Regions from separate parts of the Homo sapiens genome. Here regions 2, 3, 4, 5, 6 and 7 are each linked to region 1. Evidence: chromatin loops called from intact Hi-C (ENCODE). Cell type or tissue: IMR-90. All regions are shown on one strand. Region 1 overlaps SHROOM3 (shroom family member 3). Region 2 overlaps SEPTIN11 (septin 11). Region 3 overlaps SHROOM3 (shroom family member 3). Region 4 overlaps SHROOM3 (shroom family member 3). Region 5 has its middle 31 kb from the start of CCNI. Region 6 overlaps SHROOM3 (shroom family member 3). Region 7 overlaps SHROOM3 (shroom family member 3).

Region 1 (4,000 bases):
GCCTTTACCAAATTTTCTGCTAACTGTCCCTCCGTGGGAGCACCTCATCAAGTTGAAAGAGAAATGTATGATTCCACGCTCATTGCAGTATCCGATCCCTACCACAAGTCCCTTAGGTCCAGGTTAGGTTTTCTTTCCCCTTCCCACCCCCAATCATTTTGGAGGTAATTTAGATAGTAACCACCAAAAAGGCCACCAGTTTAAAGGTTAAAACATTTTCCCTCCTTGTCCCTCGATCCCCAAGCACCCTGCAGAGGGTGTGACCCCTAAAGCAGGTAGAATCCTGCGGAAGTGAAGAAGCCCACATTGTGGTGAGAAAATGGCCCACATTCCAGATCTGCCAGTTTCTTCTGCTGCTTTCCTTAATGATTTTCTGCTCTTACCACTTAGCAGGAAGGAAATAAAAGAAGGAAGAGGATCCTCTCTGAAAAAAAAAGGCTCTGTTTATAACCTGCCCTCCTTCCTCTCCTCTGGAGATCCCCTCTGCTTTGGAATCTCAGGGTATGAGCCCAATGCCATTGTAGGGGTTGCAAGGTCAGTTTCCAGTTGCTTAAGTCATGTGGCATCTATCAGAACCATTAAACAACTTCTTCCTGGTACTTGTGTCAATTTCCTTCTAGTCTACATGTCAATCCTTTAACTTGACCTTTGGCCCTATCTTTTTAGCCCTTCCATTCTACTCCCACTGCCTCTCTTAGGTCAACTTCTGCCTGGAAATCCCCAAGGTCCCTGAAGAAAGAGGATCTTTCTATTTAGGCCTCAGGCCCACTCCCTCGGACCTCAGGTTGAAAATATTCTCCTGAGGGTCACCTCACCTGTGTCTCAACTAGGCCCCTGGCCTCTTCCCTAGGGATCTTCAGAACAACCTTCTTTAGATTCTGAGGACAGGCCCCTCACTCCGTTTCTGCAATGGGGTTTCCCATCTCACTTCATGGTCTGTCTCCCACTTTCTCACCATCCTTTTCCAGCCCCACCTGGCCAGGAGTGATCAGCTCCAACCAAGGAACACAGAAACCCAACCCACAGATCATCGAGATTTCCTACTATTGTTTATAATTGGAACATATTTGAATAGACTGGCAACACATGGGTGTTTTATTTGAAATTTTTTCCCTGAGAGAGCACTACCAAGCCCCCATACTGCAAATCCTCCCCGATCCTGGAAGACAGAAGTTGTTTTTATCTTGTAAAGCACATAGCTGCCATTCTGCCAGCAAGACCCCTGCTCATCACAGGTGAAAACTTGAAGGGTATTTTTCCAAGAAGCAGTAGAAGTGATAGAAAAAGCCTTGGAGAAATTGTAGGCAGAGGTGTTGTTGAGTGGTGACTTCAGTGGATATATTGAGAGTAGGGGAATTCCGATTATAGCGATAAAAGCATAATTCTAGGGACATTAAACCTGGGCCTCATAGAAACCACTAAGAGCAGGTAGTGATCTTAAGCCACCTAGATCTTTTACTTTATAACATAGTGTAAATTAAATAATACCATCTTATCCTACTGGTTTTGGCAAATGGCAGCCAAGAGCCTAGTCTTTTGCTGCCACCTTGTGTTTAGGAGACAAAAGTCTAAATTCACAATTGCTGTGGCATTATTATTATTATTATTATTATTTTTGAGATGGAGTTTCCCTCTTGTTGCCCAGGCTGGAGTGCAGTGGCGTGATCTTGGCTCACTGCAACCTCCACCTCCCAGGTTCAAGCGATTCTCCTGCCTCAGCCTCCCGAGTAGCTGAGATTACAGGCGCCAACCACCACACTTGGCTAATTTTTTGTATTTTTAGTACAGGCGGGGTTTCACCATGTTGGCCAGGCTGGTCTTGAACTCCTGACCTCAGGTGATCCACCTGCCTCGGCCTCCCAAAGTGCTGGGATTACAGGTGTGAGCCACCGTGCCTGGTGAGAAATGAACATTTTAGAGCCAGAAGAGATCTTAGAAATTCTCTAGTCCAGCTCCCTTCACTTCACTGATGAGGGAACCAAGACCTAGATTGGGACCAAAGTCTCCTTGTTCTTTCCCCTGTGCCACACTACCTCTCTGGTCAATTACACTCACATCACATGCACATATCGAGTCCTCAACAACTAAGGCCATTGAAGTACATGGCAGAAAAAGCCAGTCTGTCCAAATCCATAGGTGTCTCATTCAGTGGAAACATTTCCAGGGGATTGTGCAGTTGTATATGACAAGGCCAGGTGACCAATGACAACGAGAGCTAACACTTAGCACTCACTGTGGATCAACTGCTGTGCTAAGCACTTTGTGTATATCTCACTCAATTCTTTCAGTAACCCTATAAGGCAACAACTATTATTACCACCATCTTATATTTAAGGAAATTGAGGCTTAGAGAGGTTAAGTAACTTGCCCAAAGTCATTCAGCTACATCTGGCAGAGAGAGAACTCAAACTCAAGTCTGTAACTAGTACAATCTGTGCTCTTGCCCCCATTTTTTATTACTGATTATACTGACTTTACCTCATCCCATTCTTCAGAGATAACATTATTACAATTTGATATATTTCCTTTCAGCCTTTTTTAATGCATAGATAAATATTTTTATGGCACATTGAAATTGATTTCAACACGTTTGTACTATAAAATAATACTGAGGAGGTCTTATATATAAATCTTGGTCTGGATCTCAGTATTTTAATGATAGATTTATAGAAGGAAAAGTACGGGGTCTAAAATTACAATCTTAACTGAGGATTTTGGTATTGGCAAACTTATTTTCAGAGTGCCCGCACCATTTCACAGTCCCACCAATAGTATATGGAAGTACTCACTTTAACACTTCCTCACTGACATTGGAAGTGTTCATATTTGCTCAATTTTGCCAAAAATAATTTAAATTTTGGCAAATTTCAAGGATCTAGTAGATGAGAGCAATACATATCTGAGAATTTCAGACCTAAGGTAACCTAAATGATCCAATAAGAAAAAGACTCTTAGCTCACTTCTGAATATGTGTAATTCTATATGGAAAAAATTAGGTAAAAATTGGGTAAATGTCCAAAAATTCCAAATAAAGTATTTAAAGAGTCTGAGAGTGCTCACTTTTTTGGACATGGCTGAGTAGGAGGCACCATCATGGGAGTCCACACCTGCCACAAGGAACCCAGTGCCAGAAACTCAAGAGCCAGGAAATTGATCTAAAGCTGTTGGTCAAGCGGTACATGTTTCTGGCCAGAGGAACCAACTCCACCTTCAACCAAGTTGTGCTGTAGAGGATATTCATGAGTGGCAGCAACAGGCCAGATGATCAAGAAAATGAAGTTTCCTGGCCAAGAACACAAAATGAATGGTTGTGGGGATCATAATTGGAGGGCAAGGTCCTGACCTGGACGCCCCCAAAGTCTATGCATTGTCCTGCTCTTTCATCCTCACAAGGACCAAGAAATATACAAGCATTTCAGTAAGGCCCCAGGTACCTGCACAGCTACTCCAAACCCTACACCAGAGGCCAAGAGGCCAGCTGTACTACAAAAACTAACCGGATCCTGTCATTATTAAAAATATTGTGGATGCTGGATTCGGAGGGGGGGATATGTATACACTGGCAATGAACAATCTGAAAATGAAATTTTAAAAAAATTCCATTTATAATAGCTTCAAAAAGAAGAACATACTTAGAAATAAATTGAACAAAAGAAATGCAAAACATATTGCTATGGTTTGAATGTATGTGTCCCTCCAAAATTCATGTTAGGATCTAATAGTCAGTATGATAGTATTAAGAGGTGTGTCTTTTGGGAAGTGATTAAGTCATGAACACTCCAACCTCATGAATGGGATTAGTGCTGTCATGAAACAGGTTGAAGGAAGGGCTCTATTCCTTTGTCCTTCCGCCTTCCACCATGTAAAGTCAAGCAACAAGGTGCCATTTTGGAAGCAGAAGGCAAGCCCTCACCAGATACTGAATCTGCTGGTGCTCTGATCCTGGACTTCCCAGACTCCATAACTATGAGCAACAAATTTATGCTGTTTACAAATTACT
Region 2 (4,000 bases), 470 kb before region 1:
CAAATAGCAGCAATGTCTACTTCAAGGTATAAGAGAGTCCCCCAGAATAACATGTATTAGCATGCATCTGATAAAATCTGCACAGTTATAGACCTCCACCCTCTTGCAGGAGAAAAAAAGCCCACTGTTTAATCAGCTTAAACCCTCCCCTATCCTCTGAATTGGACAGTGAAGACTTGAAGTCATCAGTATCATGTTAGCTTTTCTCCTCTGTGCCCTGATGTATACCTCTAACATTTGCTGGTCACCCACCACACTCTTTTCGGCCAAATTTTTCCCACTCTGCCCTTTGGACATAACTACAACCAGTCTACTACCAGCTGGTTTCCATCCCTAAGCCCTGAAATCCAATGACTAACTTTGATATTTCTCTTAACGCTGCCCTCATTCGACTTCACCAAAATTTGTAAGCGCCTTGTTGTTTCAACAGAAGTCATACTCTCCAACCTTCTCATTTTCAGATAAGGAAACAGGTACAATGGCTACTTGACTAGTGTTCTTTATGCATGGGCCAGGTGGAGACAGAGTGAGGCGCGGGAGAACCCAGGACCCTGGTGCCTGGCCCACCTTCCCTCCATTACACTTAGGCCCGCTTTGCAGATAAGAACTCACATTGGTTGTGGATGAAGCCGAATCTAAAAGGCCTGGAAATACCATGCTGCATTCGTTCTCGTTCTTCCACCTAGACCTGCAGCCCCCTTTCTGTCTCTACAGCCTACCCAGGTTTACCTGGGACTAGAGTTTCACCTTCATTCCATCAGAAATTAAATTTCTCATATGCCCTTAGGAAAAACGCTGTTGAAAAGCAGTCCCCAGAAACAGGTATCCGAAGTGAACAGAGCCCCAGAGCTGCTTACAACCCCAGATAGGGGGAGGAGGGGAATCACTAGCAAAACAGCATTTCAGCAAACAACCACCAAGTGTGAAAATCCAAAAACTGTACAAAGCTAGAGCACTTTTTTCTTAGAGACAGAATGTTTTTCTAAAAGTCTGTGTAAACTCTTGAGAAGTTAAATCTAACTGGATGCCAAGAATTAACAACAACAAAAAAGACATTTTCTTCAGTTTCCAAAGACCACAGTCTCTCTCTGAGCACAAGTGACTAATGCCTGTAACAGCCGAACATTACAAAGTGCTGACCAGCAGAAAGTCTGTTTGGGAATGACAAGGTCCACGTGTGCATTCCAGGGACGCTTACAGATTCTGCAGTACTCCAAGGAAGACAGGGTGGGAGGGAAGCAATGTGACAAATAGGCAAGAAGTATTTATAAAGGCACGACCCAATTAGAAACAGATGTTGCAGCTGCTCTTTCGCACTGGCCCACATCAGAGATGATGAAAAGCCCGTCACCCAGCAGCCACCTAGGAACACTAATGAGCAAAGCAAGCGGGGAAGTGGGGAAGAGGTCATAAACCATTTCAAAACCCTCTTGCTGTCCAGTGGGTCCCAAACAACCCAGTTCCATTTAAGACATATCACGTCTCTTGCAGAGCATAAAACCACCCACTTGTCTCACTGTTGTTTATTTGGGTCATTTTTGTCCCTCCTGCCCTGTCTTTATCCTATGGAATATCTTCAAAACAGTGACGAATAGGAGGTCAAATAGAATTAAGAGGCTCAAAGCAGTTGGAAGTTTTTTCCTCAACTTTTTATGTCCTGTGCTACTCATATTCACACATCTATTCCTCAGTATTTCCTGTTTGAGAAATATTGTGGCTCAGTTCATCTATTTCTATTCACTGAATGCATTCATCAGCAAATAATGAAATATGGATGGGACGCTTCCTTCCCGATGCCACCATTTCTATCACCGGATATAAATTAGCCACTTCCTTTCTGAAAGATACCATATATTTCTGTGCCTTTCTGAAAAGGCAGGGGATTTTCAGTTACAGTAATGGCCATGTGATGGCAGTCTCTGTGAGAGAAGAAAAAAAAAAAATCCAATCCAGTTCCAAGCAAGTCATGAACAAAAGCACCAGGGCTGTTTCCCCTAGTCACAACCTGGCTGCTTTCTCCTCCCAAGGCATGTTCAGTTCCTAATCCAGGCTGACCTAGAACATCTGAGTCCAGTGACACATTTCCAGCACCTGAAAATTGAGGAATTATACCAGAAATGACCAAAACCATGATACATATTGAGGAAATAAACATACCAATTAACATCTGGTCTTGCTCTACAAATATTACTAAACAATTATGGCCAAAATCCTCAAGTCTTCCTAAGAGTTCTTTTTTTCTTTTCTTTTTTTCCCTGAAATGGAGTCTTGCTCTGTCGCCTAGGCTGGAGTGCAATAGCGCGATCTCGGCTCAATGCAACCTCCGCCTCCAGGGTTCAAGCAATTCTCCTGCCTCAGCTTCCGAGTAGCTGGGATTACAGGCACCTGCCACCACGCCCAGCTAATTTTTGTATTTTTAGTAGACACGGGGTTTCACCACGTTGGCCAGGCTGGTTTTGAACTCCTGACCTTGTGATCTGCCTGCCTCGGCCTCCCAAAGTGCTGGGATTACGGGCATGAGCCACCACACCTGGCCTCTAAGAGTTCTACTGTGTCTTAATCTCAACCCTGGATAAAACAATATCAGGATGGAATAGGGGTTGTTTACATAAATGTGGGGCATGTGCTAGTTTTCTACTGCCATATAACAAATTATCACAAATTTAGTGGCTTGAAACAACATCCATTTATTAGCAGTCAGTTTCATAGGTCACAACTTTGGGCATGGTGTAGCTGGACTTTCTGCCTGGGTTATCACACGGCTGAAATCAAAGTGTGGGCCAAGCTAAGGAGGTTGTCCTCTCAAGGCTCTGGGGAAATACCCTCTTCCAAGCTCATTCCAGATGTGGGCAGACTCAATTCCTTGCAGCTGTAGGACTGAGGGCCTTCTCTCCTTACTCGCTGTCAGAGGCTGCACTCAGCTCCAAAAAGTCACTGACGGTTCCAAGCCACGAGGTCACCTCTGTCTTCAAAGTCAGCAATGAAAAATCTCCCTGTGTCCCTCTCACATGTCAAATATCCTTCTTCAGGAACAGTCTGGTCCCTTTTAAGGGACTGCTTAATGAGGTAAGGTCCACCCAGGTCAATCTCCATTTCTAAACGACAGCTGTGCCATAACCTACCTGTGGGAGTGATATTCACAAGTTCTGGGGATTATGCAGAGCGTGTACACCAGGGGGCTGGGATCTTGGGGCCATTTTCGGATTCTGCCTACCAAAGTATACATTATTTCAACATCCCTATTTCTCCTGTGTAACTTTAGGATAAGATATAATAATGAATATTGGCATTTCCCCAGCTAAAAAAAAAACAAAAACAAAAAACAACAAAAAAAACACACAACTGTCTCCAGGAGAAAAAAGATAGATATTAGTAAAAGCATGGTAAACTAGATCCCTCTCAGGCTACCAAGGCAAACCTTTTACACTGAATCTGATAAGGGCAGCTAACCACAAACTAGCTAGCCTTTGGAGGAAGCCTTCCAAAAATGAAAGTAAACTGCAAATGTTTAGGTGTTGTGTTTGTAACAAGAATTCTAGGAAATACAAAAGATTCTTAAGGAATTTGAGTCTTATTAGGGAGATAAGTTATTGAGGTAAAATGGAAGATGATTTTGAAATGTTTCATGATGAAATATACTACAAAGATTACAGGGTTAGACAATGGAGATGAATGTGGACCAGAGCAAAAATGTAAAACTCTCTTAAAGCAGGTCAGTTTTGCCCTAGGTTATGGTAAGATGAAATAAGATCTGGGCCGGGGGTGGTGGCTTATGCCTGTAATCCCAACACTTTGGGAGGCTGAGGCAGGCAATCACTAGAGGCCAGGAGTTTGACACCAGCCTGGCCAACATGGTGAAACCCCGTATCTACTAAAAATACAAAAATTAGCCAGGCATGGTGGCACCCGCCTGTAATCCCAGCTACTAAGGAGGCTGAGGTGGGAGAATCGCTTCAACCCAGGAGGCGGAGGTTACAATGAGCCAAGATCACACCACTGC
Region 3 (4,000 bases), 100 kb before region 1:
AGAAGAGTTCCCTGCACTGGACCTAGTGGTGAGGTGGGAGTTAGGGATATTTGAGGAGGAACGCTGAACCACCTGCCTATCCTACAATGCCCCCACCAACTCGTTATGCTGGGAATTCTCCCTTCTGCCTCTGTTTTGTTTTGTTTTTATAACATAGAAGTTGACTGACTTGGTGTTTACCCACCTCATAAGATGCTGGGATAGACTGATATTACATGGATTCAACTCTAACTTAGTTGGCTATTCAATAGTGTCTACTTTTATTTTTTCTTTAGAGACAGGGTCTTGTTCTGTCCCCCAGGTTAGAGTGCAGTGGTGCAATCATATAGCTCACTGCAAACTCAAACTCCTGGCTTCAAGTGATCCTTCTGCCTCTGCCTCCCAAGTAGCTGGGACTACAGGAGCATGCCACCACATCCGGCTTCTTGATTGATTGATTGATTGAGATGGAGTCTTGCTATGTTGCCCAAGCTGTTCTCAAACTACCGGGCTGAATGGATCCTCCTACTTCAGTGTTCCAAAGTGCTGGGATTACAGGTATGAGCCACCATGCCCAGCCTACTTTTTAAAGTATTTGTAACATGTAACTAAATCTTGCCTGAAATAATATCATTATTATACTACATTATTTTTCAGTATAGAAAGTTTAATAATAATAGCAGCTGATATTTTATATGAAGACCACTAAAGCTCTGGCCAAAAGAAAACACTTTTAAGTCTGACAGTAATCCCTTTAGAAGCTACTTAGCATCTCATAATGTTGGGCCCTGGGATTCATTCTCAATTTAAAGGGAGTTAAAACTTACTGACTAACACACCAGTTAGGTCTTCAGATTGTCTCTCCAAAGTTTTAAGTATTTCTATATCATGAGTACTGCTTCCACTTATATCTTTTTTGGCTAAACAAACTAGTTCTATAACTAATATCATCTTCCAACTAGCCAGAGGTTTAACTAGAAAATCCTGCCATAGGAGAGAAGCAGGATACATGCAGCTGCACACAGATTAAAATTTTGCTCCTTCCTTTAGATGTATAATATTATTACTGGATACTGCCATATGTGGATGGAAAAATATACCTCCAAATCAAAAGGCAGAATTCCCTCTGAGCGGGTTTAGAGTAGAGGAATAGAAACACTTGGGTTTTACAACAATGAGAGGAGGCAGAGGCAAGCAGGGGGTTTGGATCAGAAAGAACTGTGTCTGAGCAAGTTTTTCCTTGGAGAAAATGAAAACATTGTTCTAAGAATATTTCAAGAAGGAAAATGTGTGTTATTCAACATGGAACTGATTCAGCCTGTGTTGAACAAACAAACTTCCATGGCTGATGATCCGGACACTGGGTGAAGATGATAATCCTTTCAGGTATGATTCGCCAGAAACTCCAGAAGCTGGAGCCAGCACAGGGTGTGCCTGACGGGCAGTCTCCCCAAGTCAGGCTGATCCAGAGGCTGGGCATGTTCCGTGTGTTTCCTTGTAGAGTTCCTGGTATGGCGTGCACACTAGGTAAATATTAAAGAACTTTCCTCTGCCTAGCTTCATTACCCAAGGACACTGTGACCTTAAGAAGTTCTTATCAATGGAGGGCAAATATAAAAACAGTAAGGAGTTTGCCCTAAATTACAGCCAGAAAGTTCACTACGTAAAAACTGGGAGTCTCAGTTTCTTCAGGGAGCCAGGATGCCCCTTTAGCATCCAGGAATGACTTCCTATCACCCCACCGTTTTCTCACTTTTGCTAAATTGACTCAAAAGGAGGTGGCTCCCTTGTGCCCCTTCACCCCTGCCATGGCTCTTAGAAAAAAATCCAGCATTCCCGATAAGAAATAACCAAAACAACGAGATCGTTTGAATTCCACTGAGACCAATTCATCATGCAGTGTTAAAAAAAAAAAATCCTTCACACTCTCCAAGTTAAATAATCAGAATGAGAACGCAGACTTTAAGAGAGAGAGAGAGAGAGACACAGAGAGAGGGCGCACAAAGTCAACTGGAATTTGGGAGCTGAGGCAAGAAGTAACTTTAAAAAAATCATCTTCAACTCACTTAAAGATTGGTAGTGGTGATGGTTGCACAACAATGTGAAGGTGCTTAATGCCACCAAATTATACACTTAAAATGGTTAAAATGGTCAATTTAATGTTATGTATACTTTACTGCAATTTTTTTAATGGGAAAAAAATCACCTTAGAACTCTTCAAGCAAGCCCCTCCCCCATCCCTATCCACAGTGGAGGACAAATGGGTTGAGATTGTTGTGAAATAGTTTCTCATTTGAGGGAGGGCTACTGAACTTGGAGGAAAGCAGCCCCTCTCGTCACCAATTGCCTGAATCTTAACCCCCCAGCTGGGTCTGGAGAAAACATGTTCATCAGTGAGAACCTGCACACGAAATCCCTGACTCACCTTTGACTTTGGATCTCTCAATCAACAGAATAGGGAGATAACCTTAAGATCTGGAGAGGGGTAACGGCAGGATCCCTCTACACGGATGCCAACAGCTTTAAAAATAAAACCCAAATTACAGAAGAAATCATGGAAAGGCTGGGAGTGGATTCCCAAAGGTGTACATTAGTGGAAAAAACACACATATGAACAAAACAAGAATCAAATCACTACAAGAGTGTATCAAGATTTGTGGATATTTAGGAAATATATAAAAGTGGACAGCGGAAGACGAGGGGATGCAGTTATTTCAGCAACAAGAGGCTTCATCTCCAAATTTCACATTAATACATAAAGTAAAACACAAACCACTCTACTTTTTTTTGGTGTTTCAATATAATCTTCAAACCAGAAAAACTCTCAGTCTGCTAAAGGTTACTAAAAATCAAATTCTGAAGCTATGGCCACTTTTTAGGAAATTCAAAATTACCAGAAATGAACAGCTGTGATTTTGCTAAACAAAGAAAACCTTTCCACAAAATGCCAACATCTAACTCATACCTCGATGGCATATCACTCAATGAGAGTGAAAAAGTAAACATTTTCTGAAATGAGGGTGATTTTTTTTGGCTAGACAACTGCCACATGGTGGTTATCTTCTCTTTTAGTTTTACAATAAGGAAAGACAGGCACTGGCTTATTTGCTTTGGTTTGACAGATGATGGTCAAGCGTAGCTTTGAGATTATATCCTCATTACCCTTTATGAAGGAAAACAAAGTACAATCCATTTTCCTTGCAGAAAAGTCTTCCCCTTTCTTGCCCAGGAGATTTTTCAAAGTCATTCTCTCCTTGTCCTCCAAAAGATAAATAAAAATAAAACAAAATGGGTACCAGGTAGCAACAGCTTCCTGAGACAAGTTTGAAAATCTAAACTCGAGCCTAATAAGATGTTCACAGTTCAGTAGCATCTACTGAAAAAAAGTAAATTAATGTTATCTTTTATATTGTTACTTCCAGACAGAATACATAATGGTGTAAACATGATATTCTAGACTCTCTATTTAGGTAAATGTTAGGAAGTGGTGGATGGGCACAAAAGACTTAATTGCCTGCTAACACTGCTCTTAACATCTAGTCTATTCTGATAGACTGGGGTCATTTGAAAGGAAACTAAGAGTTTACAACGTAATTTGTTTTTTCACATTTCTTTTTTAAAGACTTCTGATCCTGAAGAGAAACATGGTCAGATACAGATTCTGAGGGCCAGTTGCAATGGCTCACGCCTGTAATCCCAACAGTTTGGGAGGCTGAGGCAGGAGAATCTCATGAGGCCAGCCTAGGCAACATAGTAAGACCCTATCTCTCCAAAACAAAAACAAAAATTAGCTGGGCATGGTGGCATAAATCTGTAGTCTTAGCTACCCAGGAGGCTGAAGCAAGAGGATTGCTTGAGCCCAGGAGTTTGAGGTTACAATGAGCTGTGATCTGTGTTCCAGCCTGGCTGACAGAGCAAGATCCTGTCTCCAAAACAAACAAACAAACAAACATACCAAAACAGATTGTCTATATGGACTATGATGTACTAGAGGCCTGGAAAAAGATTACTTGAATTTGCA
Region 4 (4,000 bases), 240 kb before region 1:
TCGATATTGCCACTGAGCCAACCAACAGCCCCCCTCACCTGTCACCTTCAATTATTTTTTTCCTTTCCAAGTTTTATTTTAGGTTCAAGGAGTACATGTACAGGTTTGTTACATGGGTAAATTGCATGACGCTGGGGTTTGATGTAAAGATAATTTTGTCACCCAGGTAAGCATAGTACCTGATAGGTAGTTTTTTCAATCCTCACCTTCCTCCCACCCTCCACCCTCAAATAGGCACCAGTGTCTATTGTTCCCTTCTTTGTGTCCATGTGTACTTAATGCTTAGCTTCCACTTGTAAGTGAGAACGTGCAGTATTTGTTTTTTTGTTTCTGTGTTCATTTGCTTAGGATAATGGCCTTCAGCTCCATCCATGTTGCTGCAAAGGACATGATCTTGTTCTTTTTTTTACCTTTGCCCATTTTTAAATAGGGTTATTTGATTGTTTGTTGTTTCGTCCCGTCTTTGATTTCAGACCAATTTTCTTTAGCAGTACTCTAGTTTATTGTTAGTTTTCCCTTGTCTCTAGCATTTAATTAATGCACCCAAACTCACCAAAGTCCTCAACCTCACCTTGAATACTTTCTTCCTTGTCAACACAGCTATAGGAGCAAGAGCATATAAATGTAGAAGGCTGATCTTGGCTAGAAAGCAGGTAATTAATACCTACTTCCTGACCATGTTGGCTGCTTCTACTTGACAGAATTAGGTTGTGTTATTAAGAAGGTGAATGTAGAAACAATGATTGAATGAAATGTAAGAAAAATTAAGGAAATGGCTTAAAAACGTAGAAAGGAGTAGGTAGGGTGTAGGTGTATTATCATTAGTAATAATAGATTATAGTAGATAACTCTGTAATGCTGCATTAAAACTACATACAGAGTACATGGTTCAGAGAATACCCTTTCTGAAAATTTCTACTTATTAAGTCCCATGTGAACAGTTCAAAATTTTAAATTCTAAAAAAGTGCTCATTTTACTTTTCTACCCAGGATATATGATTTTGATGGCATTTTAAAAAAACGACTTTCCTCTGTTTTCCATCCCCACATGTATAAAGTTATGATTTTGAGCTTTATTTTTCACCTCCGATGCTTACAGTTTGCCTTCCTCTGTGAAGCTGTTCATGAAATGCCCGTTCTTCCCTAGCACTGTGGTCACCAGATGTGATGCTCTGCACACAGAGCTGGATGAGATCAGCCACACAGGAGGCCCCATTTGTGAAAGCCATGGGGCACGCTCAAGAATAGCACCTCCATTAATTATTCTGTTGTCAAACTGGTTAGCCAAATCAACCTTGTCCTCAGTAGCACATGTTCAAAACCTATTTTGAACAAGTGTCATTCTTAAAGAAAATCATTTCTAAATGGAAAATAAAAAGTTCTCCATGCTAAATGACGAGTTAATGGGTGCAGCACACCAACATGGCACATGTATACATATGTAACAAACCTGCACGTTGTGCACATGTACCCTAAAACTTAAAGTATAATAATAAAACTAAAAAAAAAAGTTATCCATGGCCTAGACAAATCAAAAAAGCATGTGACACTATATGACATCACATTTCAATTTCTTGTAGAAAGGAACAAGAGTAGTTTAACACCAGCAGCATTCATATGCAGAGAGCATCATAAGTACATGTACATACCTAGATCCAGGACCAGCCAAATAACATGGATCCTTCACAAGACCAAAGCCACTGTCTTGCCCCAAAAGCACATCCTTGAAACACAAGAAAGGCACAGCATTACTGCCAATAAACGGGTGTTTAAATTTACCAAGAGGGTGGAGGTAAAAAGGAGAAGGAACACCTATTTACTGGCAACCTACTATTGTCAGGCCACGTGGTGGCACTCTTACATAATCCCATGGCATCGATGCAGGAGATAAGCCGAAGATTTAAAAAAAAAAAAAAAAAAAAAAAGCAGAGTCAGAATTTGAACTTCAGTCTGTCTCACCAGGTGCCTCCTCTAACAAGGATGTTTCCTAACTAAGAGAAGTCTCCTAACGATTATCTCTGGAGTTCAAAACAACTGCTAAACTTGAAATAGGATAACGAAGACAATGAATTCAATGGGCCAAACTTTTCAAATGGCAATAGGGAAATATGAGAGATGACGGGAAAGGACAGTCTATTACATTTTGCAAAAATCTCAAATGTTCCTAGTTACAATTAGTGAAGATATGAATTTGGATTGTAATCGGGTGCAATAAATTCTAGGAAAAAGTTCACTCACATGTGAGATCAATAACTCTGGGGCCTTTTCAGGGGTAGTTGTTTTTGTTTTAATGAGGGTATATACTGGAGTCCTGAAAGGGTTGTCAGTTTTTGATAGTATACAGTTTGGTCCCTGTGATCAGGTCCATGATGAAGATGATGATGTTGCCATTGATGATAATATATTAAACTCCCAATTATTTATGACAGGAGACAGGCAAAAACCAGAAAAATTAAATCCATATATAATCTCTAACTTAATTTCAGTAATTTATTTTGCCATTTAACCCTGCCCAATGGGTTAACTGCTCTTCACCCCGTTCCTCATTGTTTTTGTTTAGTGGTTGAGAAACTAATAAGCAATAGAAAGGGTCAAAGGTGGGAGCAGGCAGAAGAAACAAACCCCTGAACATTATTAATAATTGCAGCTACCGGTACTGGGTATTTACTGTGTGCCAGACACTCTGCTAAGTACCTTGCACCAACAAATTATATGCCTGGAATATTAGGCACTTGACTTTTTTTTTGTAACTTAATCTTTATAACAATTGGAAGCAGGGTATGTAATTGCAGCTCAGCAAGGTGACATATCTTGCCCACAGTTAAGTAAGTGGAGAAACTATGATTCAAGCCATGATCTCTTCAAAGCCCAAGGTCTTGCCATGGAATCTTTATAGGTTGAATGGCAGCTGGGCTGGATGTAATCAGACTTGAATGGCTTGAGAAAAATGAATTCCATGTGTTCTGATTCACTCAAATATCACTGTAGGGAATGAGAATTCCTGCTCTCCATGAAATTTATGGTCCTTTAAAAGTCTTTTCCCACCATTTTTCCCTATGTTGACAAGAATGTGCTACTTTGCCAATAATTAATTGGAAAAGCCTAGGTCCCATGTGAGCGCCTAACCCAGTAAAGTATAAATATGTATTCATATCCTATTACATCCTTTGCATTTCGTTTTGACAATGAATATAACTTCTGTATTCACATGATTTGGCCCCTAGAATATCGAGCTTAAACTATTTATGTGGATGTGGATAAAATAAAGGAATTAGACCCAGTAATAAACTATTGAGAGAATTCTCTGAATCTTCTATCAATCAAAATACCACTTGACAAAGGAAAATATCTTCCCAATCTGATACAAGCCCAAGGAAGATAAATTCCTATTGCATTTCTTGCTTTGAGCATATATTCACTGTCAAGACTTAATTTTCTATAAATTGGTAAGAAGTACAAAGTGCTTATTATGGCAATTACAGGGAAAAAAAAACAGTGGCTATGGGAAAAATACTAGGCATAGAATTATACCAACTTGTTAAGTGTCTGATTTATTTTTGTTAATTATCTCAAAATTGACTTAAAAATACACCAGTTCTTAGCATACTTAATAATGTAAATTGGTCGGGCGCGGTGGCTCACGCCTGTGATCCCAGCACTTTGGGAGGCAGAGACAGGCAGATCATGAGGTCAGGAGATCGAGATCATCCTGGCTAACGTGGTGAAACCCCGTCTCTACCAAAAGTACAAAAAAAATTACCGGGGCCTGGTGGCGGGCGCCTGTAGTCCGAGCTACTCAGGAGGCTGAGGCAGGAGAATGGCGTGAACCCGGGAGGCAAAGCTTGCAGTGAGCCGACATTGCGCCAGTGCACTCCAGCCTGGGTGACTGAGCGAGACTCCGTCTCAAAATAATAATAATAATAATAATAATAATAATAATAATAATAATAATAATAATGTAAATCTAAAGTCTACTGAATCTCAGTCCTCCTGTTTTGGG
Region 5 (4,000 bases), 530 kb before region 1:
TTTGTAAAAAATTCTTGTGGTAGGGTTGACTTACCTGTTTTATGACCTTAAAATCCAATTAAATGGGAAGCATTTACTCACATGTCAGTAAAGGGAGTGGGAGGGAAGATAGCAAAGGATTGGCTTCACAGATAGACATTTTAAAAATTTCTCATCCTGATCTTCATCTGTTTAATTCATCTGAATTGTAGGAGCTCTAAGAAGTTTACAACTGCATATGTTCATAGTATCTGTAAAATGATACAGATACTATGAAACTTCCTCCTATTTAACAGATGAGGACATAGTTGTGTTATGTAGACAGCTAGGGATAAAACTGAGTTTAGAGTCAGTATTTCATTTGTAGTCCAGTAGCTGCAAATTGAGCAGAATGTTAGAGGACAATAGGATTTTCACTTTTCAGTCTTAAGGTTTTCAACATTTACAAATTGCTGGTAAGTTAGTTTGGAACACAGCATTCTTCTCATGGGACACCGAATCAAGTGGGATAGTGGGCTGCTAGCCCTCATGCCTCAGAGCTTATTTAACCCATCGTTCAGTTCAGTGATAGTTTTGGAGACCTGGCCCTCAAAAGCACTGTTAAACCTTGGCCACCATTTCAGAGGACTGAGCCCACTTCCTCACAACTTACTGTGGGCCCTTAGAGAACTGTGGCTTGTGACAGAAAGAGCCTAGTATTCTTGAACAGTGTAGAACTTTTCATTAAGAATGTTCCGGTCGGGTGCGGTGGCTCACGCATGTAATCCCAGCACTTTGGGAGGCTGAGGCAGGCGGATCACGAGGTCAGGAGTTCAAGACCAGCCTGACCAACATGCTGAAACCCCATCTCTACTAAAAAATACAAAAATTAACCAGGTGTGTAATCCCAGCTACTCGGGATGTTGAGGCAGGAGAATCGCTTGAACCCAGGAGGCGGTGAGCCGAGATCGTGCCATTGCACTCCAGCCTGGGCAACAGAGGAAGACTATCAAAAAAAAAAAAAAAAAAAAAAAGTTCCTGCTGTTCAATTAGTTCCTTTTACCTGAAACTATTCTCAGCCTGTCCCAAGTTACTTGTGTTAAACTTTGGCATCACATCACAAACTCAAGATCCAGAAACTTGAGCACTCTGCATCATAATTGTCTTGTGCCTCCTGGTGGTTAAAAAACCTGTCGCTCCGTGAAGCCTCTGGAAAGGCAAGGGAATATACTTGATGGGGATAGTAGTTATTCTCTAATCCTCCATTCAACCAAAAAAAAAAAAAAAAAAAAAAAAACCTAAACATGTTCTAGCCCTTGAAGATCAGACTGGAAGCTAAATATTTTACTTCTTCATTCTCTACGAGATGAATATAAAGTTAGTTATATAGAGAACTATAAGTTTTCTCTACAGATAGACGATGTATTAGTTTGGAGGGAGAAGGGAAAGCTGGGAACGCAGAATGCTCCCAAATGTCAGTAAAAGGTCAAATATGACCAGTTTGTCATAAATGTTCCTGATGCTACCTTTGGCTGTGAAGGAAGGTAGAATGTAGCTCTTCACTCAGCCAAGTTGAAGAGAATCTGAACCTATGTTCTTGAGAGAATTAAGACACTGGTGTTTGTGCCCCCAAGAAATACTATGTATTTTCTCCTGTGTTATTAGAGTCAGCCACTTGTGTGTGTCCTCTGTGCTCTTTACAAACCTGAATTTTCAAGCTATTAAATTTACTCCTAGATTTCCTGAAGCAAGTTATGCTTGAGCATTAGTGCCCAAAGCAGCATGGTGGCTTTTCACTTGAGAAGAAAATGTGGTTAAGCTACTGATGTACAGCCAACATGATGAGGAGCTTATCTTTATCTAAAGTAGTTTGCACATTTTCAACTGGAAAGCGAAGATACTATGTCACAGGTTCTCACAACCAACCTGGCAGAATGCATCCCCAGTTTAACAGGGTTCAACTTCTAACTCATCTCAAACGTTTACCCTTTCTATTTGACATCATGAAGTTTTGTCTAACATGTAAATGTTACTTCTAAAGCCTCGAAAATTCTTTCAGTCTTTATGTTGAGGAGAATGTCTCCTATACCTGTTATCAAATAATGCTATGAGTTTTGGCCACTAGATGGTGCTTTTAGAAAAATACAGCATCTTTTTCAATTTCTGGGAGAAATTGAGTTGAGTTTACTGTATGTTAGTGAGCAGTTGAACACTCATCTGGTTGCTGAGCCAACTGTGTTGGCTTAGTTAGAAGTTCATATTACTTAAGGTACAGGAGGCCTGTGTGTGTGAGAGACAGGGAACTTTGGCAAGATCAGCCAGGGTTAAGGGGCAGATGGTGACTGGATACCACGTTTCAGACCAAGAAAAACCAGAACCAGTCTTACAAATCCCAATTAGTGAGTTGTGTGGTTCTGTAAAGTAGCCTAGAAATACAATTGGGAAGGCTTGAATATAGCCAAGTCCCAAAACCTTGCTGCTTTCAGTTTGAATTGGATTTGGCCAATCATTAGGAGAGAAAAATTGAAGAGCACGCTTACTTAGCACAGCTTGCATCAAGAAATAGCAAGTTTTCCCTCACCATATTTAGTGGCTTTTATGATGTACTCGTATGTAAGACCAATGTCAGACATAACTCTCCCTTGTGCCAGTTTTACTTTAAAAGGCGTAATAAGATAACCAAGAATGTCTTATCAGAGAAATTTGAGAAGAACTCACTTTTTTAGTTCCTAAGAGCCTCTGGAGTTAAGGATGAAATGAGAAGGATGAAATGCCTTTCTCTTAACTCTAGAAGTATAGCCTTCATACCAGATCAAATGCCAGAATTGTTGACCTTATTGTGTTACACAACAGTAAGGTTGTAAAAAAGCAGTTTGAATAGCCCTAGGCCTAGTGAACTGGTCTCCCATTTCTTGGAAATAGCTTATTTTGTTAGGCAATAGGACACTCCAGAATGAAGGCCAACTTTAGGCAAGCAGCCACGACAAAGTGACTGGTGGGGAGCAGAATCCTTTTTGCTTTTCAGGATATGATCTATCTTCAGCAAACGACTTAGCATAGAAAAGGCTTGCCTTTTCTTTCTTTCACTCTTAACGTTGCTGTGCTTATATGAGTTATACAAGTTCAATTCATAGTGCATGGCTAAATCCCCAGTACCTAATGTAGGCCTGGTGCAGTATACACAATAAAGTATTTGGAAAGAGGGAAGGAGGGGTTGGGGGAAGATGGATGAGTGAATAAGAAAAAAAGACAAGGAAAGCTAGAACTGCAACTCTCCAGAGTTCTAAACACATTGTTCACAGTTAAGCCCAGCTCTTTTGTTTATATAAGAGACAGGGTCTAGGTCTGTTGCCCAGGGTAGAGTGCAGTGGCACGATCCTAGCTCACTGCAGCCTTGAACTCCTGGGCTCAAGCAATCCTCCCACCTCAGCCTCCTGAGTAGCTAGGACTACAGGCACACACCACCATGCCTGGCTAACTTTAAAAATTTTTTTAAAGATACGGTCTCACTATGTTTCCTAAGCTGGTTTCAAACTCCAGGCCTCAAGTGATCCTTCCACTTCTGCCTCCCAAAGTGCTGGGATTACAGATGTTGAGCCAATGCACCTGTCTAAGCCCAGCTCTTTATGGAATGTTATTCTGCTCCCCGTTCCCCACCCTCAAACACACACATTTATTTGTTCTTTTGTGAGACAGGGACCAAAAAAATCTTGTTATAATAGCCTTTGCCTCCCCGGTCTAGGTGCCATAACTTTGGAAGAAACTTTCCACAATGGACTGAAAGGCTATTCATCTCACATCCCTACAAGTAACTGATTTGAGGCAGATGTGAAATCTTTTGTACCTCACGTGATGTTCCACTGACAACCAATAGGTCTCATTTATATATAGCTGTTAATCAGGAATAGCAAGGTAGGAAAGGGAGATGAGTAGACACCTAGGCTCCCAATTAGTCTTCTCAAATTAGCACATGCAACCTGGGCACAGTAGCTCATGCCTGTAATCTCAGTATTGTGGGCAGCTGAGGTGGGAGGAATGCTTG
Region 6 (4,000 bases), 150 kb before region 1:
GTGGCTCATGTCTATAATCCCAGCACTTTGGGAGGCTGAGGCAGGTGGATTACCTGAGGTCAGGAGTTTGAGACCAGCCTGACCAACATGGTGAAACCCCGTCTCTACTAAAAATACAAAAATTAGCTGGGTGTAGTGGCAGGTGCCTGTAATCCCAGCTACTCAGGAGGCTGAGGCAGACGAATCATTTGAATCTGGGAGGCGGAGGTTGCAGTGAGCCGAGATTGCTCCACTGCACTCTAGCCCAGGCAACAGAGCAAGACTCCATCTTAAAAAAAATTAATTAAAATAAATATAAAAAATAATGCAACCAATATGTGATAGACTAGTTATCGCTGAGGTGTTGATGACTCTCTCCTAGGGGTAGCTATTTAAAAACAGACAGGGTAAGAGTTAACTCAAATGAATGAGCCCCTCATAGAGGGATATGGGACCCTAAGCAGCTGGGTGAAAGATTTTTGGGCAGTGAGACCTCTAGAGAGGACCTCAAATCACTCTATGCACTTAATCAGATAGTCCTGCAAAGGGCTCCTTGTGGGTTTATTCTATGCCCAAGTGCAAATTGCTAAAAGATGAATGGTGAAGATGCTGATGGTGCTGGAGCTTCCCAAGCAAGAAGAGCTCTGGAGGGGGCTGGGGTGCACAGAGGCGGGTGGCAGTGCCCTGACGTGGGTGAGAGAGGTGCGTGTGAGGTGGGGAGGGGCAGTGAGCTTCACACTCTCGAGTCTGGTGGCCTCCGTGTGATACCCAGCATCTGAGCACAGCCTCTGGGAATACCCCTGCGCAGCTTCATTCTTGGTTTATTCAGCATATGCATGTTTTAGATGGGTTGCTTCAGTCAAAATGAACCCATCTTTTCTTGTTTTGTAAAAAAGTTTTCTCAGGCTGGGTGCGGTGGCTCACGCCTGTAATCCCAGCACTTTGGGAGGCCAAGAAGGGTGGATCACCTGATGTCAGGAGTTCAAGACCAGCTTGGCCAACATGGCAAAACCCCATCTCTACTAAAAATACAAAAATTAGCTGGGTGTGGTGGCGCACACCTGTAGTCCCAGCTACTTTGGAGACTGAGGCAGGAGAATCGCTTGAACCTGGGAGGCGGAGGTTGCAGTGAGCCAAGGTCATGCCACAGCACTTCAGCCTGGGCAACAGAGTGAGACTCTAGCTCATAAATAAATAAATAAATGCTTCTGAAAGCCCACAGCAACTTCACTGGATTTCTGATATATACTTTGGTGCTTGTTACATATACATAAGAATTGCAAAGAGAGCCAACAACTGTAGGCTAAAATCTCAGTTTGTCTAACATATGGCTCTAAACCCAAATGACCAATATGAAAAGTAATGTTTTAAACTATGGGCTGTACTTTTTCCAAAGGAGCCCAGATGGCTAGATGGTGGGGGAGTAAAGAACTCAGTCATGGGGCCTGGCCTCTTGGCAAGGTGCCTGGGGTCTGCTGTTGGCTTCTGTCCTCAGAAAGTTCCACCTGTAAGTAGGGAGTGATCCATCCACTTGAGGCTCTCTAGTGAGGAAGAGTCAGTTCACATCGGGAAGTGCTTTGAGGGAGAGGAGAGGTGGCTGAAGGATGGGCCTTGAGTATTCACAATGAGGGTTCCAATGAGACAATTTAATCAGAGGGGACACCAGAACCAAGCTTTTCATGCTAGAGGACCAACCGAGAAGGAAGAATGGGATCTGAATGAGGTCCATTTTTAGATGAGCCTTTTTTTTTTTGGTTTGTTTAATCATAACAGTGTTTTGAAAAGGCTTTACCAGTGAGTCAGTGGTGGGTTTCGCTAAGTCCACCACAAATTAGTTACACATTCCCTAATTGTTTCCAAAAAAAGATTTACTATGAAATGACACAAAGTGCAATTGAATCCTTGGGTTTTGTTTTTGTGTGTGGTATGTATCTGATGTGTCAGTTTTGCAATCTGCTTGGTTTTGATATTGAAAAATGTTTGATGTTTTGGCTTCCAGTTGAATTGACACTATTCATCTGTTTATCCATCCAAAGGTACCTATGTTAGTTACTAGTTGGATCCTACCAAGCACACATGCGGGCATGTGCACACACACACAAACACACACACACATACACACATGGGAGGGGGTTTGGAAGGGTAGCATCCTGCAGGAATGCTTGATGTAACATTTACCACACTATTATATATAGTTCACTGTTCCTGCTCTGTATTGCTCACTTGACAGTGAGGTTCTGGATGGTATGAAACAGTTTGTCTAGTTTATCCTCCATTCTTAATGCTTAACAGAGTATCTGACACATACTAGGCAAAAATAAATATTTTTAGTCTTGCTATTTCCTGTTATGTTCTTTATGGAGATGGAAACCAGCAATGTAAATCTTTTTCTACTTAAAGATACTGACTCATTGCTCAATCTCTCACATCCAGCCACATAGCCTTTCCTTTGATTTTCCATTTTTAGAACCTCCCCTGAGGGCTCTTCCAGAAATGAAGCAGGAATTTCTGTAATGATTTCATTAATTCCAACTAAGGTAGCAAACATAAGTCACCAAGGCTTGAGGTTTGAAACCCTGTAATTTGGTGTTCAGCTTCACATCCTCACAGTCGGTGGATGCTAAGCAGATCTGATCTGTGCTTTCCTAATTTTCACAATTGTTGTGGGATTGTGGGAAGTTATTATAAAATGCATGGAAGAGCACTTTGGTAACTACAAAGCAGGTATTGCTATCGACTTCATTTTATCAATGTGGAAAAGTCCAGAGGCAAAGTGATTTGCCCTGGCTTATGCTGGAGCCCAAACCAATGGTTTCCCAACAGCCCAATGAACGTGCTGAACTCCATGGAGAGGACCAGTTCTAGGACTGTCTCCACTTGACCAGAAGGGAACACCCAGCTGGCACTGATCTTAGAATATGTATCCTTGGGAAGGGTCCTGAAACCAGCCCAGTCTGCAGGGGACCAGGTGTTGACCACTAGCTTGTCTTACTTGGGCCCGGAGACAGTTTGTTCTCTTTGTATCTTTATATCAGAAAATCCAACAGTCACAGAGCAGAGAAGCAGGTTTCTTCTATAATTAGCATAACAGGTCAATGGATGTCACTGTTGCACCACAGAAACAGAATCTAAACTCCAAGGGGACCCCCCCACCCCCAAACAGCAGCACCCTCACTATTTGGGAACATTAGGAGAGCAGAGCACACTTTGAACCAAAAGAAAGCAATTATAAATGAGTAACAGATATTCCATTTAAAAATGTTAGCGCTAGTAATGAGCAGGCATATTCAGGGACAAGTTAAGGCAAATAGCTTTGAACATCATGAATGGCTATAAATGAGTGTATATGTCATTTACCAGGAGGAAAAGTCACAAAATGAATCAAACCAAGTCTTTTGACTTCAAATACTGTGTTTCTTTCACTCTGCCTCTCACAATGTTCAAAATTATTTTAGAAAATACGTTGATACTTAGATTAAGACTTCTCACCATCTATCAACGGCCTTACATAAATGTTTTGGAAAGAACTTAAATCCTCAACCTAGTATAATGATCAAATGAATATGTGTATATATATATATAGAGAGAGAGAGAGCGAGAGAGAGAGAGAGAGAGAGTTTCGCTCTTGTTGCCCAGGCTGGAGTTCAATGGCATGATCTCGGCTCACTGCAACCTTCATCTCTTGGGTTCAAGCAATTCTCCTGCCTCAGCCCTCTGAGTAGCTGGGATTACAGGCACCTGCCACCACGCCCATCTAATTTTTTGTATTTTTAGTAGTAGAGATGGTGGTTTCACTATGTCGGCCAGGCTGGTCTCGAACTCCTGACCTCAGGTGATCCACCCACCTCAGCCTCCCAAAGTGCTGGGATTACAGGCATGAGCAACTGTGCCTGGTGAATATGTGTATTTATTCAGCACCTACTTTCTGCCAGGAACTTGTTTGATTTTTCACAACTCTTGAAGGTAAGATGATTATTTCCATTTTTCATGTGGGTTCAGCAAGAGTAAGTAATGTTTCCAT
Region 7 (4,000 bases), 79 kb before region 1:
AATACAATTGACTTATTTTTGTGTTATCTGACTTGTTACCTGTGTCACTTGACTAGACTGTGTGCCAGAATTTTTGTCTACTTTTATTCACAGCTCCAAACTCGGTACCTAGAAACCCAGCTGATACATGGTAGGCACTTCCTAAATATGTGGTGGTTATATTTTATATGGGAGGCAATATGCACAAAGAGGGTATGAGTCAGGACTTTATAGAAAGAAAAACGTCATTAGGAACCTGTGTTTCAGAAACAAAACTTGAAGTACATATCCCTTTCCGGGTAGGTTGGCGCCATTACTAAGGGCAATGTAATAGATCTAAATAACACGTAAATAGAGGTTGGCGCCATTACTAAGGGCAATGTATTACATCTGAATAATATATAAGTAGCAATACACACTACCAATCAAGAATATAAAGAAGTATTCCAAGTGTGTTGCATATTCAGGAATTATGTAATAATAGTCAGAAATCACTTGGAATATTTTGCGACTCTTCTGGGAAATTTCATGTCACAAAACTTGAGGGAAGTGTGCCAAACTAAAAAGTGAAGGAGATCTAAAAGTTCTCATGAAAATGTTTTCCCAGGGTTGTGCCACAGCAAGAATGACAGTGTATAATACTTCTTTATAGACGCCATTCAGATTCAAGGATCTTTTCCCAAGTTCCTTTTAGGTGATTATATTTAACCTCCTTAACAATGCAGGAATCAGATTTGCAGATGAGGCACTGTGCTCTGACAGGCCGTGTGCCTTCCTGAAATAGCCTGGTAAGGGGTACAATGCGGAACAGAATAGAATTCTTTTGTCTCTGTCTGGCATGCCTGCCCAGGCTTCATGTATTTATCATTTTACAGTATCTTCTATCCTGAGGAAAAACCTCAGTTTTTGTAAATGACTAACTTAATGTCTCATCAATGAAAAAATATGAAACTATAATTATTACTTTCCCTACCTATTTTTCTGAGGTCAGCTGTTGCACAGATTCGATATTCATACCGGAGGGCATACATCATCATGGTAAAATTAGTGTCTTTGTCTGAAGTTCATTTCACTAACTAAATAGCCAGGCATATAAAGCTCACATTATTACAGAGGGGGAAAAATGCAGCTGCCGACAGGATCGCTAAGAACAACAAATACCAAGAAAATCTCAAAAAAACTGACCACTTTTTTCCTAACCATATTTTTGCTGACTATTTTCTCCACAGCCTTGGAAACTTGTTTTCACCTCCATTCTTTTCCAAAGAAAGACTTCTACCCCGGGGGAGAAAAAAAAAAAATTAAGACCTCAACACCAAGTACAAATTGCTCATTTAAAGAACAGGAATGTAGGATGCGGGGGCTTTTCTTCCTTAAAAACTCATCACTGTGTAGAAAAAATCTGAATGCTGTCCTGATTCTTCTTGAGCAGTGGAGCAGTTTTTTGGTTTTGTGTGAGTTAATTTTAATTAAAAAAAAAAAAAAAAGCACCATTCTTGAGAAGCTGTTGCTATGAGACTTCCTGGGCCACAACAGATGGCCACAAGAACAGTTCTCAGGCCTGAGCTCGGAGCTCTGCGGCCTCCACTCAGGCATACCATTAACATTCCTGAAATACCTTCGGAGGCAATGCAGGCCAGCCACCTTCAGACGGCTCACCCGCAACTGGCCTCCCTGGTCAAGGGGCCAGGGTTGAAATTTGTTATAAACTAAATGATCAGGTCTTTCTAGGAAAAAGCCAGAGGAGAGAGGGTGCTGTCCTCAATTTAGGCTTCAGGAAAACTTTACCAGCAACCCGCTGGGGTTTTGAGTTGTTCAGGTGAGCACACACCCAATTCATTTCATTGTTTTAATGCTCTCTCTTTCAGTCACAGAGTGATCCAGTTAAGAGAACCAGCATATTTTTGGCCTGAAGCATTTTAGTGCCCAGAGAGAACTGCTCAGGGAAAGGTTTAAGGATCCCTGATTTCCGTTTTGACAGAAAGACAAAAAGGGAAGGAGAACCGCATGGTATTTGAGGTTCTAATTTCTCACTAACTTCTTGGTAGTGTTGGACAAATTCTTCCATTTCATTCTTTTTCTCTCTCTCTTCCACACTAGGATAATGATATATGACCTACCTCAGATGGAAGAACTAATGATCCACGATTAATAAACAACTGAGAAATAAATGCATAAGTATCAGGTCACTGAGACTGTGCCTCCACTGCTGTGAGAGTAAAGATAAGGGAAGAACTTGGAGATTCCCTTCAGAGGCTGATTGCTGGGACCCCCGCCCCTGGAGGGCTGATGGGCAATGTGGAACACATGTTTTAGTGGGCAGAGTCTACTGGTAGCTCTACTGCTTACTAGGGAGCTTTGGTACTTGGAAAAAACCAAGTGTTTCTGAGCAGCCATAGCTTCCCAGGGTGGGGCTCATTTACATTCCAACACCAGAGTTTTTGCTTTAAAGCCAGGCTTCCAGTGCAGAAGCAAAGTCCTCCTTCAGTGACTGATGCCAGGAGTCTTTTTTCTTTTTTTTTTTTTTATGAGACAGAGTTTCACTCTTATCACCCAGGCTGGAGTGCAATAGCACAATCTCAGCTCACTGCAACCTCCGCCTTCTGGGTTCAAGCGATTCTCCTGCCTCAGCCTCCCGATTAGCTGGGATTACAGGCATGCGCCACCAAGCCTGGCTAATTTTGTATTTTTAGTAGAGACAGGGTTTCTCCATGTTGGTCAGGCTGGTCTCAAACTCCCGACCTCAGGTGATCTGCCCACCTTGGCCTCCCAAAGTGCTGGGATTACAGGCGTCAGCCACCGCACCCAGCTAGGAGTCTCTTGATCACTTGTGGAACATCACTCATTCTATCAGTTTTGGTTCACACAAGTTTGTTGAGAGCTTTTATCTCAATGGGATCAGATGATATGCCACCCATACCGCTCTGCGGCTATCATTTGGGCTTCATTTTTTAAACCAGTCAGTCCAACTAAGAAGCAAAATTGTGTGAGACAGCTTAGGTTCATGCCTTCCAAAATCATCCATTTGTATGAAAGTATACCTTCCCACCCGTCACCAAAATGTGATCATTAAGACTGCTGGGGATTTTTTTTTTGTTTATTTTTTGTTTTCTAAAAAACATGCCTTTTAGGGGTTTGGCCTAACAAGGAGTGCTACCTTTTCCCTATTAACCAGCGACATTTTAATGAAGTCATCTATGGAGGGGTGGAGGTGAGGAAGCTGTTTCTTTTTCCATGTGTCTAGGGCTACCCAAACTCAGCTTGCTTGTCTGCTCCCTATGGCCAGAGCACATTGAGCTAAGGGAGGTCTTCACCCAGCTGCTCAGCTTCTGAACCTACAGGCCTCCCCAACCCCAGGAAAAGTCAGGGGCCAAGGCTGGACACTGTGGGGAGAAGAAGGGGAGAGAGACAGAAACAGAAAGAAGGTGTCTGATGTTTGCAACCTTCCATTTGCAGAGCTGAACCTTCCAAGCAGAGCCAAGGGGGTGCACAGCATGTGTCTAGGAGGGGGAGGCTGCGTGGCTTTCTTGTGCCCCATTGTGTATTGTGCTGTCCACAGCACCAGTAGGGACCCTCACCAGACAGCAGTCAGGGAGCCTGGCAGGCATTCCACAGTTCCTGGAAGGAGGCTTTTAAAAATGGTCACTCGGGAAACAATAAACTTAAGATACTTAATCCCCTTGCCCTCCAATCTAACTCTCTAATGATATTGTTCTTGGAATAAAATATCTATTTATCATAGTTATTAATGAATGTGTTAAATTACATATTTGGAGTGCCCTGGTACTCTGCAGACCTGAACAAGGGCTTTCTACACTCTTAATATGAAACGTGGGGTTTGTGACTTTGTTTACTTTTAAGTATTGTTAAGAAGTTTTTCAACCAGCTCTCTCCTCTTCCTTTCTGTACCTTTTTAGGATACTGGGGTTTTTATGGAAGACAATGATTAGGGCTAAGATTAGGGAATAAGATGAGGGTATTTATCCCTCTCCATACAAAAAATGATTTACACTTAACTCAG

The links. Peaks named below come from ENCODE experiments on the same cell type or tissue, not always from the same donor. Only the 100,000 strongest peaks of a DNase experiment are listed, where the experiment ranks them.
Region 2: a loop joins it to region 1, with 9 times the contacts of the local background. A loop is called at or near these places in 5 of 110 quality-filtered maps.
Region 3: a loop joins it to region 1, with 2.5 times the contacts of the local background. A loop is called at or near these places in 10 of 110 quality-filtered maps.
Region 4: it touches region 1 in a loop (11-fold over the local background); 91 of 110 quality-filtered maps call a loop at or near these places.
Region 5: it touches region 1 in a loop (10-fold over the local background); 54 of 110 quality-filtered maps call a loop at or near these places.
Region 6: a loop joins it to region 1, with 2.3 times the contacts of the local background. A loop is called at or near these places in 16 of 110 quality-filtered maps.
Region 7: it touches region 1 in a loop (2.2-fold over the local background); 21 of 110 quality-filtered maps call a loop at or near these places.

The regions. Positions count from the first base shown.
Region 1 is chr4:76,508,800-76,512,799 of GRCh38, reverse strand. All of the region lies in intron 1 of SHROOM3 (shroom family member 3), which reads right to left. Among named protein-coding and RNA genes, the nearest start is that of MIR4450, 63 kb to the left of the region's middle. In IMR-90, a CTCF peak has its summit at 1,533 (motif pointing left); a DNase peak (open chromatin) is centred at 1,519.
Region 2 is chr4:76,982,264-76,986,263 of GRCh38, reverse strand. The region is part of intron 1 of SEPTIN11 (septin 11); the gene reads right to left. Among named protein-coding and RNA genes, the nearest start is that of SEPTIN11, 35 kb to the right of the region's middle. In IMR-90, CTCF peaks have their summits at 1,907 and 3,161 (motif pointing right); DNase peaks (open chromatin) are centred at 1,183 and 1,963; H3K27ac peaks cover 2,800 bases.
Region 3 is chr4:76,609,216-76,613,215 of GRCh38, reverse strand. All of the region lies in intron 2 of SHROOM3 (shroom family member 3), which reads right to left. Among named protein-coding and RNA genes, the nearest start is that of MIR548AH, 36 kb to the right of the region's middle. In IMR-90, a CTCF peak has its summit at 1,956; DNase peaks (open chromatin) are centred at 1,335 and 1,925; H3K4me3 peaks cover 350 bases; H3K27ac peaks cover 1,640 bases.
Region 4 is chr4:76,746,740-76,750,739 of GRCh38, reverse strand. It overlaps SHROOM3 (shroom family member 3), which reads right to left. Exons shown (of 11, transcript NM_020859.4): 6 at 1,650-1,723. The region is part of intron 1 of SHROOM3-AS1 (SHROOM3 antisense RNA 1); the gene reads left to right. Among named protein-coding and RNA genes, the nearest start is that of SHROOM3-AS1, 54 kb to the left of the region's middle. In IMR-90, a CTCF peak has its summit at 1,855 (motif pointing right); no DNase peak of the experiment used is centred here; H3K27ac peaks cover 638 bases.
Region 5 is chr4:77,042,805-77,046,804 of GRCh38, reverse strand. No RefSeq gene overlaps it. Among named protein-coding and RNA genes, the nearest start is that of CCNI, 31 kb to the left of the region's middle. In IMR-90, CTCF peaks have their summits at 1,144 (motif pointing left) and 2,061 (motif pointing right); a DNase peak (open chromatin) is centred at 2,174; H3K27ac peaks cover 1,041 bases.
Region 6 is chr4:76,656,765-76,660,764 of GRCh38, reverse strand. The region is part of intron 2 of SHROOM3 (shroom family member 3); the gene reads right to left. Among named protein-coding and RNA genes, the nearest start is that of MIR548AH, 83 kb to the right of the region's middle. In IMR-90, no CTCF peak of the experiment used is centred here; DNase peaks (open chromatin) are centred at 1,784 and 2,354; H3K27ac peaks cover 1,849 bases.
Region 7 is chr4:76,587,976-76,591,975 of GRCh38, reverse strand. The region is part of intron 2 of SHROOM3 (shroom family member 3); the gene reads right to left. Among named protein-coding and RNA genes, the nearest start is that of MIR548AH, 14 kb to the right of the region's middle. In IMR-90, no CTCF peak of the experiment used is centred here; a DNase peak (open chromatin) is centred at 1,555; H3K27ac peaks cover 611 bases.